Linked DNA regions of Mus musculus: all the other regions are linked to region 1. The links are chromatin contacts, found by Hi-C or POLR2A ChIA-PET in ENCODE. All regions are on one chromosome and are shown on one strand. Each heading gives the region's core, a stretch centred on a gene start or an enhancer-like site at or near the end of the contact. The rest is flanking DNA. Distances are from core to core; before and after follow the strand shown.

The links. Hi-C counts contacts between places; a loop is a spot of excess contacts on that map. ChIA-PET counts read pairs that join two places held with the same protein, here RNA polymerase II (POLR2A).
Region 2: a loop to region 1 is called in a map of left cerebral cortex, with 13 times the contacts of the local background. The contact joins the promoter of Tiprl here to the promoter of Dcaf6 in region 1. A Hi-C loop is called at or near these places in 14 of 37 maps with a recorded cell type or tissue (Patski, T-helper 17 cell, gastrocnemius and 3 more). POLR2A ChIA-PET finds 5 or more read pairs at or near these places in 4 of 5 experiments (Patski and embryonic stem cell).
Region 3: POLR2A ChIA-PET joins it to region 1 with 17 read pairs in embryonic stem cell. The contact joins the enhancer-like site here to the promoter of Dcaf6 in region 1. POLR2A ChIA-PET finds 5 or more read pairs at or near these places in 3 of 5 experiments (Patski and embryonic stem cell).

The regions. Positions count from the first base shown.
Region 1 is chr1:165,457,775-165,462,759 of GRCm38, reverse strand. It overlaps Dcaf6 (DDB1 and CUL4 associated factor 6), which reads left to right and starts at 2,297. Exons shown (of 19, transcript NM_028759.1): 1 at 2,297-2,629. The coding sequence starts at 2,533. It overlaps Mpc2 (mitochondrial pyruvate carrier 2), which reads right to left and starts at 1,500. Exons shown (of 5, transcript NM_027430.3): 1 at 1,249-1,500. The coding sequence starts at 1,357.
Region 2 is chr1:165,233,681-165,238,665 of GRCm38, reverse strand. Tiprl (TIP41, TOR signalling pathway regulator-like (S. cerevisiae)) reads left to right here and starts at 1,708. Exons shown (of 7, transcript NM_145513.4): 1 at 1,708-1,936. The coding sequence starts at 1,833.
Region 3 is chr1:165,615,863-165,620,847 of GRCm38, reverse strand. All of the region lies in intron 1 of Mpzl1 (myelin protein zero-like 1), which reads left to right. Among named protein-coding and RNA genes, the nearest start is that of Mpzl1, 16 kb to the left of the region's middle. Within about 2 kb of position 2,570, at least 3 of the 3 ENCODE cell types and tissues checked have a DNase peak (open chromatin) inside an H3K27ac peak, as active enhancers do.

The sequences.
Region 1 (4,985 bases), core at 1,048-3,547:
AGGCTCTAGAGAACTGCCTCATCCCTTAGAACTAAACCTTCCTCTGGGCATGGTGGCCCACACCTTTAATCCCAGCACTTGGGAGGCAGAGGCAGGTGGATTTCTGAGTTGAAGGCCAGCCTGGTCTATAGAGCTGAATTCCAGGACAGACTGGGCTATACAGAGACGCTGTCTCAAACAAACAAAGAAACAAACAGAACTAAATCTTTCTAATATCAATTGTAGACTATGGATTTAATCTATGTAAAGGCAAAGTTCACTTTTTTGTTAGCAACTCCATTTTTCCACTGTGAGTAAATTTTTCTATTTGCTCAATTTTATGCTTGAAAGACTTCATAATATAATCAGATTTTAGTCCTCACCCAAGTATTACTATCACCCATTTTGTATTAGAAATAAACTAATTTAATAACTGTGATAAAGAGCTAGAGGGACAGGGGCCTTCCAGTTTCTTAAAGAATTATTTTAACTACAAGAATTCTTATCCAGTACTTGTGACAGCTAACATCCTCAAAGAATCAAGCATATGTTATTTTTGATTTTCACACTGAATACATTTTATATGAATTAAGACAGAGGTATAGAATTTTGCCCAAGGTCACATCTTGGTGAGCGGTGGAACAGAACTGTATTCATATCTGCCCACATAAAACACAGATATAACCTGGTCAGTGATTGCATAATGACTGGCTTATTATACTGGGTCTATGGAACCAGGTTGACATTGACTGAACCGGGAAGGGGAAGGGGATGGGGGTGGGGAGCGTCCAATTTTGGGGAGGGCTCACTTAGCAGGCCTCTGCCAAGAGGAACTAAAGTATGACCTTTACTCCAAACCCTCTGCTGAGACCAGACAGACACCTTTTCAGCTCTACCCCACGTGTGCGTTAGAAATTCACGGAGGGAGAAAGGGGAGGAGAAGGAGGGTTTCATGGTGGCCCAAGACCCCTTCGTGGCTCTCAGGAGTTAAGTAAGGTTCAAGTCTGGAGGAGAGGTCGGGAGTGTGAGCAGTGTTTAAGGGAGCGAAGACATCAAAAGTCAACAAGGGCACTGGGTGCTGATACTCGGTTTTTGGAAAGAGACCTAAGATGAAACAAGGTGAAAGACTAGGAGAATTGATGGATTCCCTTCAGTGGCGAGATGAGGGCTCTGGGATTCCGGTAGCAACTCAACTGTCACAGGGCCTCTAATGTCCCGGTTTCGGAGGGAGAGGAACGATCTCCGTGCGAGCCGTTCAGGATTCATTACCTGCCGGGTGGTTGTAAAGCGGCCTCAATTTCTTTGGCAGCAACAACTCCACTTTATCCATGAGTCGGTGGTAGGTGGCCCGCAGGCCTCGGGCGCCGGCAGCTGCCATCGCGGCGGCCTAGGGATCGACAGCAGCAGGGTGGGAGCGCCGCTGTGTCCGCGTTCCTGGCTGACAACGAAGGGCGGCTCGTCACTTTCTCTCTGCAGCGCTGGGGCGTCCGCCTCTGCCCTAGGGCGCCCTTCCCCGGCTCTGGCAGCCAGAGGTGAAGCACCTAGAGGCCGAGTCCCGCAAAGGCTCAGGGGGGCGGAGCTCAGCAAAAGCCCGCCCCGGCCCGCCTCCTGCGAGCGGGTTGGGGAGACCGAGGGGGAGGAGTCATGGCAACAGGTGCTACAGAGGTCGCCGTGCTGGGGCCGCTAGAGCTAGGCGGGCGAGGCGTTGCGCAAGCTTAACGGCCTGCTCTAATTGGCTGGCCTCACAGAGCGGAAGAGGCGTGGCCAGAAATCATCTCCTTCCGGCCCTGGAGGCCATGTTGGAGAGGGGAACCTGAAGCCGCACTTCCGCCCGGTCCCTCACTTTGACTAATAAGCTTTCTGGGCTTCCCTCTCCCGAACTGAAGATGACGCTGGATACCTGTCGGACTTCCTCTTATTTACTTATTGTTTTTGAGTCGGTGTCTTCGCTGTGTACCCCAGGCTGGCTTGGATCTCGCTATGGTCCAGCCTCCCGACTGCTGGGATTGCATGCATGGGTCATCACGCCCGGTTTTTTCCTTTGACTCGAGAGGCGTGAGCAAGACAACCTCAGCGGCTTCCGTCATGCCTCTCCAATCCATTAAGGAGTAGGCTAGAGCGCCCTCAAGCTCCTCTCCTAGGGTGAGGGCAATCGTGACGCACAGCGGCTTCTGTTGCCCGTGTGCATCCTCTCGCGAGAAGGGCCGGGAGGGGGCGTGGTCTAGGGAGGAGAGGGAGGAGCTCGCGGCCGCCTCCGCCTTCGCCTCCGCCTCCCGCGGGAGGGGGGTCGAGGGAGGGGACTGTTGCCGATCTCTAGATGTTCTGGGTAGTCTGAGGAGAGTATGAGGCGAGCCGTGGCCCGGGTACCTCTCCGCTCCCGGGGAGAAGGCGCGGCCGTGGCTGCCGCCCTCTGAGTCGCGGCGCCGGCGAGGCCCCGGGGCGCGCGCATGGTGCTGGTGCCGCTCGGGTGTTGATCGGCCTGTCCCCTCCCTCTCTTCCCCTCCCCACCCCCCGCGGTGGTCTCCCCTTTCCCACCCCAGCCCCTGCGGAGCCATGGCTCGGAGTGGCTCCTGCCCGCACCTGTTGTGGGACGTGAGGAAAAGGTCCCTTGGGCTGGAGGACCCGTCCCGGCTGAGGAGCCGCTACCTGGGTGAGCGGGGGCCCCGGGGCGGCGGCGCTGAGGTCGCCGCCCAGAGGTGGGGGAGGGGGCGCCGCCGGGGCTGTTGGCGACCGGACCGAGCCCCGACCGGGGCGCCCCGCAGGCTAGGTCTCAGGTGGGATGACGGCGATCCGCGCCCGCTCCTCCTAAGGTCGGGGTCCCCTTTGCAAGCTGCCAGGCGCGGCTCAAGCTGGGCTTCCCTCGGAGAGCCGGGCCGTGGGGAGGCGGCACTAAGCCCGGAAAGGTGTTGGGGTCGCTCGTGGGCTGGGACTCCGGAGAAGACTCCGCGAGCCTTACGGAGATGCCACGTTGAACGCCAAAGTTGGCGCTTTTGCTTTTCTCCGGAGCTGTCCCCGCTCAGCCGAAGACCTCAAGGTGTTGCTTGTCCACCTTCTTCTTCGGCTTCCGCAAGGGGTTAGATGTCGCCCGAGAGAGACGCTGTTGACCACCCTCAGGGACTTGACACCCCAGCCGGGCTCGCTGTAAACCGTGGCGCTTAGCCCAAACCTAAAAGAGATCGCGGAGCCCTCCCCACCCCCGCGCCTTCCCAGGTCCAGCCTGCTGTCAGTCCCGTAGACCTCTTTTAGGTGGTGTAAGGTTTCACGTTCCTGTTCCCACCCCTGGAAAACACACTTGGCATTTTCTGTTTCTTAGTTAAGCTTTCTAAAAACAACCTTCAGGACTGTGGACGCAGGGTTCCACCTTTTTCGTTCTGTGTACCGTGAGTTTTGTTGAGTGTGTTGGGTCATGCCAGAGTCAACTAAAAAGTCCTGTTTCTTCAAAGTGCCTCCTCCCCCCAACTCTGTCATTTCTTTGCCAAGTGAAGCGATTTGTTGCTGTCATTTTTTTTTTTTTTTTTACTAACAACAAAAATAGAAAGAAATGAAATCTCATTACAGCCAATACTACTGGCTGTAAATTGCTTAAAGGACGCCTAGGTGTGCGTTTTAATGTTTTTAAATGAATGTTATCATTGTAAGAATTAAATACAAAAAAGCAGAAGTCCCAGAATCGGTCCCATTTGGATTTCATGCCACTGCCCCTAGAAATGTTTCTGTTTTGTGATTATTTTCCTTGATTTATTTCCTTCTTAGAAATGCATACATATATAAATACTAGTGCCTGTATGTGCACCCTACATGTGTGTGAATGAAAACCGGATGCATGGTGGTGAAAGCATTTTTCTCCCTTGCTTTTTTCTTCACTGCGTCTGGAGATCCTTTTAGACATAAAAATGTGTGTAAAACATTACATAGTACTTAATGAAGAATTTTAATGTTCTAAGTTTTAGTCTCTTTAATTTTTATTTGAAAGAGACTCCTTATATAGTCCAGACTAGCCTTAACTTTTATCTCATTCTCCTGATAGCTGGGATTACACTGTAAATTTTCACCTGACCCTGTCCCCTTTTCTGTAATATGTGTTCACTGTCATGACTGTGCAAACATCATTTACATATGTTGTAGTAAGTACCTAGACTGCTTGTTTTTAATATTTGTAAAGTCCTTTTTAAAATCCTTGTCTTAAAAGAGGTGTGAAAGTTTATTTTAAAATTTAGTTTGTGTAGAAAAAACAGACTTTTACCTTAATAAAGCAAATGCTAAAGTTTTGTGTGAGTGAAGTTATAATTTAGTCTTATTTCAATTGGGTTTGGCTGTGTATAATAAAGGTAATGAGAACATGGTCAGTGGGGCTCTCGAGATGGCTCAGCGGGTGAGGGTGCCAGCTACCAAGCCTCTGCTGCTTCAGTTTGTTCTCTAGACTCTGACATTGCAAAGAGAAAACTCTTTAAGACTAAGAACTGCCTTAGTCTTCTAAGTTCTGGAGTTACTGATGTTTGCCACTATGTTTAGCTTTAAGTAATTGAAGTGTAACAATGATGCATACTTCAGCACTTCTTTAAAAGCGATTTTTCCTGGGTTAGATGGCAGACATCTGTAATCCTGTAATCCCAGCACTTCCAAGGTAAAGGGCTGGCTGGTAGGATCACCTGTTTAAGGTCATCTTTGAAATAAAACCTATGGGCAGGCAGTCTAATGAATCTGATACCTAATAAGTTTCTTTGTGTGTGTGGGGGGGGGGAGGATGACCTTTCTCATAAAGCCTTTTTTGATGAGGAAGGAGACTTGCTGCTAGTTTGAAGGATTTTTAGTGAAACTCTGTCTCAAAAAACAAACAAACATACAAACAAACAAACAAACAAACACCCTTTTAAATTCCAAGTGCAAGGAACTTAGAAAGTTAGTTGATTTCTTAAAGACATGCAGATTTAAACATCATAATTGTTCAGAGTTTTATAGTTTGCATTTTCTCCTAATAGGCTTCTATTATTTGCATTCCTAATAAT
Region 2 (4,985 bases), core at 459-2,958, 220 kb after region 1:
TTTCACAGGTACACTTCCAGATAACAAGTATGGAAATAAAATACAACATGGTAGGTTCAAAGATGGAGGAATGTGATTTTAGAGTCAATTGAACATGACTTGATACATTGTAGTTAGGAGAGACTCTCCTTCAGTGTGGTAGTTTGAGTAGCAGACCTGTTGTTGTCGCTGTTAGGTAGAATGATTGAAACTAAACTCAGCCTCAGCCATGACCTATGCTGAAAGAACAAGAGGCACATTTGTTTGTTTATTGAAACAAGGAATACATAGGCCTGGAATTTGCTATGTAGACTAGGCTGTTTTCAAAAATCACAGAGATTCTATACATTTTTTTCTTGGCCTAATGCAGAAAAATTCAAAGGAAGACTTCATATAGTAAGAATGTTGGAGGCTTGGTGAAAAACACACACACACACACACACACACACACACACACACGGCACTTGGGAAGAAGCAGAACAATCAGGAATTCAAGGTCCTCCTTAGCTACAATAGTGAATTGAAGGCTAGCCTAGGCTGGCTGTATGGAACTCTTTCAGAAAGAAAAGAGGATGGATTTCGTTGCATGTAATTTGCTCATTTACCTCCTTATTAGGTCTTCTAGCAGATCTAGATGATGTGAGGTTTACAATGTAACGTCAGTGAAAGGACCCCAGCCTCCTTGGGAAGTGCGTCAGGGGCCAACCTCTGGAGGTCAGTGATGGTAGACAATCCTCCACTATTCGGGATGAACATCTTTATCCTCTGCGGAAGCTGAGACGCCCTACTTTCCGTAGGCAATGGAAATAGAGTAACTATGTAGGAACCAAGGATAGGATGCCAACGGAATGAATTAATCCAGACACCTTGGGCAGGGGAAATTGATGATGGGTTCCTGGGACAGACACACAAACAGAAAATACCTGAGGAGGAAAAGGTTTACTTGGCTTAACACCTTCTGGTAGACAAGGTAGGAATTGAAGCAGAAATCATGCAACAACGCTGCTTAGCGGTTCCAGCGTCGATGAAACAAACACTGAGTGAATAAGAGAGGGGGTGTTGGAATTGAGATGGTGAACAGTTTTGAGATGCTCAAACATTAAACCATCTCATTTTGAGGCAGCTGGGGCCGAAAAGAATCAGTTGTGTTTTACCCAAAGATACACACAGTTGCACTGCAAGCATGGACGGAGCACCGGGCTTTCAGCGTCGTTTCCACTACACCTGTGTGCGGGTAGAAAAGTCTTAAAATATCATAAGGATAATTTGACGTTTCTTTCGTGGTACAAAGAATCAAACACAGGGCGTCGGCGGTTTGCACGGTAAGAAAGTGGGGCTCTTCCACTGGGATTCAAGGTGGAGGAGCTACTATTTGTCATTGGCTCCAAAGTCGCTGTTGGTGCTGGGCTTCCTGAGCGATAGGGACATTGGGCATGTCCTCTTCACCACGACTCATAAGCACAAGAGGTGATGACACTGCTTGGAGCGGTCTGTAAGGAGGAGGTAAGGCAGTGAAGCACGGGGCTCTGGATCCAGAAAGACAAATTCCCACATTCACTCTGGGGTGACGTCACCCGGAGACTTCAGGGCGGCGCGCCAGAGCGACACCCCCGCGCTCAAGTCCCGCCCCTCAGCGTCTCCACGTAAGACGTGTGTCACCCTGAGCTAGTGGTCCCGGAAGTAAAACCAGGAGGGGCGGAAGAGACGGCGGAAGGGCGGGCCTACGGCGCGGCGGCAGGGGGCGGGGCCGAGATGGTAACGGACGCGCCCAGGAGCCGCGCTGCAGAGAGGGCCATCGTGCGACCGCTGCCGCAGGCGCTTGCTCCGAGTAACCCTGCGGCTCCGCTTCTGCCATGATGATCCACGGCTTTCAGAGCAGCCACCAGGACTTCTCCTTCGGGCCTTGGAAGCTGACGGCGTCCAAGACCCACATCATGAAGTCTGCGGATGTGGAAAAGTGAGGCTGTGGGGCGGGGCCGGGCCGAGCCGAGCCGAGCCGAGCCGAGCCGGGCCAGGTCCGGTTGGTGTCCGGGCTGGGGGTCTGACGGTCTCGGTGCAGCCTCACGCGGTACTTGGGGCCGCAGGCTCGGTCCCTCTGACCGACCGTTGATTGACAACTTCAGTAAATGGTCCTGTTCCCTGCTCGCGGCGACCTCTGCTTGCTGGAACTGTAGCTTCTCAGGGTTGAACTGAGCGCGGCTGTTTTGGTGGACTTCACCTAAACCTCGCCGCTCCTTTTTTTCCTACCTAAGCCTGCGCAACCTTTCTGGGCGCGATGACCTGTTCCCTTGCGGGCAATGACGGAAATGGTATTTATGTTTAGTTTTGAGCTTCTTTGGTTCTGTGGTGTGCTCTTGAGGTTCTGAACATGAACCATTGAGTACCACAGACTTCAGAGGACGTGAGACCGTGTGACGTTACTGTGTGACTGTTTAGGATGAAGATTTCAGGTTTTTTTTTTTTTTTCTTTCCTTCTTTTAGCAAATCAGGTGCTGTGATAAGCACTTGAGATAGGACAGATGAAAGAGAAAGGCCCAAGGAATTCATAGTTTCACGAGAGACCGTTATATTATTGTGTGGTTGGTTAGGATGAAGATGTATACAGGTGTGTGTGCGCGTTAGTGTGTTCGCGCGAGGGTCAGTGCACCTGGGCAGAATCTTGATCAAGTCTGGAGACTGGATGGCCGGGTAAAGCCAGCACTCAGACTGAGATCTGAGGTGTTTGGGGATGCCTATAACTGTATCCTGACAAAGTTTGGGGGGGGGGCGCCCTGGCAGAGTGTTGCCTCCCTCGTCATTGGAGAGTTCTCTGTCTTGCTAAGAAGTTTGAATTTTATATAGTAGTCATCAGGTGTAGTTTTACTCAATATCTACATGCATCGTGGTTGTGTCTGGAAGGTTTCTTGGAGGTGTTGTAGAAGATGGAGGGCTGGAATGCTGGAGAGGAGGCCAGTAAGCAGGAAAGAGATGACAGAAGCTGAGATTCAGTGCTTAAGTTTGGTAGGCAGTTGATGGAAAGAAAGAAAAAGGGAGGCTCTTCAGGACCTTTTGTTGTTGTTGTTGTTGTTTAAAATTTACATATGTAAAAGAATCCTTTTTGAAACATAAGTTGTTTCAAATGTTATTAATTCAGAATATGTTTCTAATAGAATTGTTTTTGTTGTATGAGTGTTTTGCTGCATTGCATGTGGGCCTGGTTAGGGGGTGTCGTGGGAGAGGGGGCTGGATCCTCTAAATCTTAAACAAGGCCCAAACACCTCATTTCTAATGTTATGTTTTGCCTTTAGCAAATAGATACTACCAGTGATAGAGCTGAAAGACAGAGCATTTGAAGCAGCCTACCATAACGGAGCTGCTTTTCATGTAGCTGCACTATTGTGCATGACTACTAAATTTCACAAAACCTGTTAAAAGCCCTGGAGCTACCTTTATTATTTCATATTTGCTCTAATTCAGGAAAGTAGTTAAAACCTGTATTTTACAGACTCATCTTGTGGATCTCAATCTATCATTGTACTTAATCTCTTAGTCATTTAATGTTTTCTATCCCTTAAAGGTTAAGAATAAATTTTACCTAAACTTATGGTGAAAATGCCATTTCATTGTTTTTTTTTTTTTGTTTTTTTTGTTTTTTTTTTTTTGTTTTTTTGTCGTTGTTTTTTGAGACAGGGTTTCTCTGTATAGCCCTGGCTGTCCTAGAACTCACTCTGTAGACCAGGCTGGCCTTGAACTCAGAAATCTGCCTGCCTCTGCCTCCCAAGTGCTGGGATTAAAGGCGTGTACCACTCGCCGGGCCATTTCATTGTTCTTAACCATCTTAAAAATATGCAGTTTAGAAACCTCAGATAACAACAGGTAAAATAGAGTATGCACCCAGTTTTTGTCTTAATATACATCTTAAATATTTTCCCATCTTTCCTCTAAATAATTTAATGGTTTTATAATATTTCATCATATGGTTACAAATTTGTATAACCATCTATTCTTGTTTGTTTGTTTGTGACAAGACCTCTACATAGCCCTGGCTGTCCTGGAACTATGTAGATCAAGCTGCCATCAGCTCACAGAGATCTGCCTGCCTTTGCCTCCTGAGTGCTGGGACTAAAGATATGAGCCACCATACCAGGCTTAGTTATTGGTAATTGAGACAGAGTCTTTCTACATAGTCCTGGTGCCCTGGAACTCACTATGTGTAGGTAGGCTGCCCTTGAACTTGACCTGCCTGCCCCCCCCCCACCCCCCAAGTGGTAGGATTAAGGGCTTGTGTCCCCTTGCCTGGCCGTATAACCATTTATTTTGTCCTTTATGAAAATAAACAGCCGGGCTGTGATGGCTCACGTCTTTAATCCCAGCACTCTGGAGGTAGAGGCAGGTAGATGATCTGTGAGTTGGAGGAGAGCCAGGGCTACAGGGAGGAAAAAAACAGCATACGGCCCTTTTCACTATTATAACAGAAGTTATAACCATTAGTATATATAATCCAACCTCTCTGTATTTGGGGTTATTTTGTATAGATTAGTACAGTTTATAATTTGAGTCAGAAAGTATAAATCCGATTAAATTCTTTGAATGTTTTTGCTTGATTGTAGCTCCAAGGAGAAAGTCGATGTCCTAGAACATGAGTGAGTGAGCCAGTGTGATTAGGGCCCCAGGGGGGAATGTAGGTGACCTAGAGAGCCTAGTGAGCTGGTGCTGTGGCCTCAGGGGGGAAGCTGAGTCTCCTTGAGAGCCCTGTCAGCAAGTGTTAGCTTCTATCCTCTTTCTTCAATGGGATTGTTTCTTTTTCACCAGCTTTGAAATTTCTAAGAAGTTGACAGTTGACATTTCTACCAGAAGAGTTGGTTTTTGTCCTTACAAGCAACAGGCTCTTCATTATCTTTCCTTCAGAGCTATTGTTGATGCAGTCGTGTAAAAGCACAGAGTTCAGCAGATGTGGGAGCGTAGTGCATTAAGTCACCTCCTAGGCGATATTCAAACTTTTATTTTTAAACTGTCAGGGGTCTTTG
Region 3 (4,985 bases), core at 1,321-3,820, 160 kb before region 1:
ATGCTCTCTAACTCCCAAGTTCTGGGATCAGAGCGTGTGCCACCACACCTGGCATGCTTTGCGTTAAAAAAACCAACCTTACGTATCTGTGTCTGTTTGCTTATACTGCTTGTGTGCAGAGACCTGAGGAAGCCAGAAGAAGGCATTAGACCCCCTGGAGCTGGTGTTACAGGAGCTTGGGAGCTGTCTAACTTGGGTACTTGGAACCAACTTCAGGTACTCTGGAGGAGTACAAACTCTCCTAACCACTAGTGGTCTCTCTGGCCCCAAGGCTTTCTAAAAGGACTTTGGTCTTTAGAGTTGTTTGGGTTATGAAGCAAAATTAAGAGGAAGATGCAGCTATTTCAGACCCTCCCCCATCCACACCCACGTCTGTACATAGTCTCCTGTGTTACCAGCATCATCCTCCACCAGAGTGATGCCTTGGAGAAGGCTGTTGAGCCAGTTGAACCTGTACCGCAACACCATTGTCACCCAGAGACTCTAGAGTTCACAATAGTGTTTACTTCTAGTGTGTCGAGTGGTCCACCCTTGTGAACACATACACAGTAGTTGAGAGTTTTTCAGTAGTTTAAATGAGCACCACTAACTTGTATTTACTTATTTATTTATTTTACTTTACGCTTTTTGAGGAATGTCCTTCTTGCCATTGACCTTGAGCGCAGACTCTTTTCCAGTCCTCATTACAATGATGTCTTATGGTACTGGCTACATTTGTTTCCCACGGTTTCTGATGCACTGTGAATCTTCTAAGATTTGAGAGTTCACACAGTTTTAAGACACAGTGATCTTTTGCTAAAAGAGAAATTTTGTATACATTTCTGCACTTGAGAAAGACGAAATATTGAATGGTGAGCTCTGCAGTGGTTAGTGCCCTCAGGGCTTTCAACACGGGGTGTTAAGTTATAACCTTTTGGCAGGAAAATGATCAGATTTACCCAAAGGACTATATTTTCTTCTTTTTGCCAAAATCTGAGGACATGCTTGGATCCTACCTGCTGGTCCTACAGGGCAAGCGGAGGGCAGGAATGGCTTGTGCATTGCCTGCGTGATTGCATTGAGTTCTTGGTCTTTAGTGAAGGCTCACTGTGGGACATCCTCACATGACTCCCTGGGAGTCCAGATGCAGGGAATGGGCCTTCCCTGATGGACTGTGCATGTTTGTCTGTCTGCACAAGGCTGTCGCTTCCTGCATAGACTTGTAAGAATGAATGCTTGATTGGAAAAAAGCACTCAGTCACAGGAAAGAGATGAACAGTGCACACAGAGAGAGACAGAGAAGCCATTCCAGGCCTTATAGTCAAGTGACTTATAGTCAGTGCAGTGACTGGCCTGATTTAGGACCTTGTGAATATTTCTCATTTCAGCAACAGAAAAATCTTTGTTGGTCCAGAAAAAAAGTTAAGGCTAGGGACGTGGCCAGCTGGACATGGGTGTGAATGGTAGGGATTGGCCCTGAGACTGGAGAATCCTGCCTGTTCCCACAAGTACATGGATGTTTCCCTTACATTGAGATTCCGATAGATAAATTCCCTTTGGAGGAGACCTGTAGATGCTGCCTTCAAGACAGTTCCAGCCAACAGATATTGTCCCGAGTAATCTCTATAGACACCCTCCACCCCCGCCCCACCATGATGGTGTTTTAAAACTTGGATTTTTTTGTTTGTTTGGCTTTTCAAGACAGTATTTCTCTCTCTAACCTTGGCTGTCCTGGAACTCACTCACTCTGTAGACCAGGCTGGCCTCAAACTTCGAGACCCACCTGCCTCTGCCTCCTGGGTGCTGGAGTTAAAGGTGTGCGCCACCACCCCTGCAAATCTTGAATTAAAAAAAAAATGATTTTGGTTTTCTTTTTTAAAGACTTGTTTGTTTGTTTATTATATGAGTATGCTGTAGCTGACATATTAGAAAAGGGCATCGGATCCTGTTATAGATGGTTGTGAGCCACCATGTGGTTGCTGGGAATTGAACTTAGGTCCTCTGCAAGAGCAGCCACGGTTCTTAAGTGCTACGCTGAGCCATCTCTCCAACTCAAATCTTGAAACCTTTATTGTGAAGCACTCAGAACGTTGTATATTTTGTTCTTTCTTTCCTTAGTTCTCTCATTTTGTGCCCCCCACCCCCACCCCCAGCATCAAACAACACCTGAACACATTGAGAAGGGACCACGCGACTGTCAGGTCAAGAGTGTAATAGTGAACATAGAACCCGTCCTCTGCCCTCTGATGGCTATAGACAGCTGTCCTTTCCACAGAGCACAATGGGAGAAGTGCCCAGGGAAGGACAGGATGTCATGGGATCACCAAGTGTGGGGGAAGGAAGTCATTTTGAGATTGAAGCCTGAAGCAGAGGCTCAGACAGCGTGCAGAGGAAGGAGTGTGTTCCCGGCGAGTGGAAAGTTCACTTGATGAGGATTTCAGGCTCACTGAATGGAGTATATTTCTGTAGCCGTCCCTGACTTTGTGTCATTCAGCTAAGAGGGTTCCAAAATAGCAACCCTGACGCATGGAAGAAAGGAGCCCATTTGAGCTCTCAGTGGCCTCTGGCCACCAACCGCTGCCAAGCAGCTCTGCACCTGCGCAGTCGCTGCTGACACACGTGACCAAGCTCTGCTTAGCCAGTCAGATTGTTCAGGCACAGTGGGTACTACTGAATGTTTTGCCTGGAACATTCTGGGACTGAAAAAAGATGTTTTTCCCCTTCTTACTAATGTCTTTCCCTCACTTTGTTTGTTGTTTGGTTTTTGAGACAGGGTTTCTCCGTGTAGCTCTGGGTATCCTGGAAACCACGCTGTAGACCAGGCTGGCCTCGAACTCAGAGATCCACATGCATTAGTCTCTGGAGTGCTGAGATTAAAGCATTCCACCACCACGTGGCTCTCCCTCAGTTTTTATCCTGAAACATAAAATGTTTGGGGGGGGGGGGGGGAGGCAGAGAAAGAACACAGCTCATGGGGTAAATAGAGAGTAAGAGCCCAGGCACCTGTCCCTTCCACCGTGGTGGCCCAGCGGTAAACTCCTCCTGAATGACCTTGTGTTTAGTGTTTTGTTTTTTTCTTTTAAAAGGTCACATGAGGGCTTGTCTTAGCAGATAGTATTAGCCCATCACCATGTTCCAACAAAATCAATGAAGCATAGGCCAGAGAGCAGTTCCTAAATAGATGGATTTATACGCTTTCATGAGAGGCCATACTGGCAACTTCAAAGTGCTTGCCGGGGTGGGGGTGGGGCTGGGGGTGGGGGTGGGAGGCTGCGGATTAAAGCAACCGCCTTCTTTCAATGACAGGGAAAACCTTAACAGGATCCTTTGTAACAGTAACAGAACGAGGATGGTCTCAACCAAAAGCTGTTTCAGGATCGTTGTCTGCCTGGGCTGTGGGGGTGTTTTGTTTACTCACAACTATGCTATCCAGTATATTTCCAGTGGTTTTACAAGTTTGAGTTTATTTGGAGTAATAAGGTCACTGGGCCGCCTCACTCACTTCCTGTTACGTTCGTAATTCAGAGTATTGGAACAGGCCATGTCAGGAAATGACCTCCTGGACGAGCCATGTTTGTCTAACCGGGTCTCAATTTGCTTTCTTCAGGCTGGGTGGTGTGGCACTCGTGCTGGGGACTCAGCTAGATAGATGGCCGGGTCAGAGTCTGCCTGAGCAGCTGCCAGACCCAAGAAACAAAGCTTCATTTCTTTGTTGTTTTCATACTCTGTATTTTCCTTTTGATCTTTACTAAAATGTCCTGGCTTTCCATCTAAACCATAAGCACATCAAGTGTGGGTATTGTTTGCTTCTTGTAGAAATGACCTTGCTGCGTTGTGTTTGCCGGTCAGGGATTCTCTAGGTGTCTTTCCATCTGAGGCAGTCTCCATGCTCTTTATAAACGGCAAAGTCACTGCTCAAAGATAAATTGGCAAGGCAGTGCGTTTTAGAAGCCCTAGTCTCTAGGGCTCAGTAACTGAAGAGTTCTTTCTGGGTTGTTTATTTGTTTTCTTGACCTTTGAGCCCCAGCATAACTCAGCAAAGTTTTCTGCTGCTTGTTAAACAAAGGGGGAAATGTGCCGATGCTGTTACTGTGTCAGGGTTTACACAGACGTTTGTTTATGTAAGCCTTGGACGTAAGTTCATGGAGTTTGGAAACACTTGATAAGCATTTTGTCTTTTTATTCATTAAATTTTTGTTTTATATGTAGGCCATAATCTTTCCCCTGATGTCAACAGGAAAAGTCATTTTAAAGTGTTTTAAGGCTCAGAGTTAATACATTGTGGCTTAGTTTTCTTTCTTTCCTTCTTTCCTCTTCCTCCTCCTCCTCTTCTTCCGACTCTTCCTTCTCTTCCTCCTCCTCCTCCATCTTTTTTCCTTTTGCTATAATAAATACTATGACCAAAACAGTTCACCATGAAGGGAAGCCTGATTAGGGGCTCAAAGCAAGAACGGACGCAGAAGCCGTAGAGGAAGTCTGATCACCACTGCCTTGCTTTCCAGGCTCCCACTCAGCTACCTCTCTTTTGCCTTCCAGGACCATCTGCCTACAGTGGGTTGGTCCCTCCCACATTGATCATTAATCAATAAAATGTCCCACAGGCTTGCCTATCGGCCAACTTGACGAAGGCATTGCCTCACCTGAGGTCCCTTCTTAGATGACTGTAATAGGTGCCAAGTTCACAGTGAACTAACTAACACATTGCAGCTTCCCTCAACTTTGTTTTTACTCTTATGTTGTTAACTTCCATTTCAGTTATGTGTGTGTGCATGCACACAGCATGGAAGTTGGAGTGAGATACTGTGTATGCTGTGGCCTGCATGCGGAGGTCAGAGGACAACTGTCAGGGATCTGTCCTCTCTGTCTGTTATGGGCTTTGTGCCAAGGACCAGCCTCAGCTTGGCTTGGGGTTCCTAAGAGAAAGGGTGTCTGGGAGCCGCGAAACAGTTCTAAGCTGACGACTTGTGTTCCGCTAGAGACAGCTTTCCAGATTGCTCGCTGTGTTC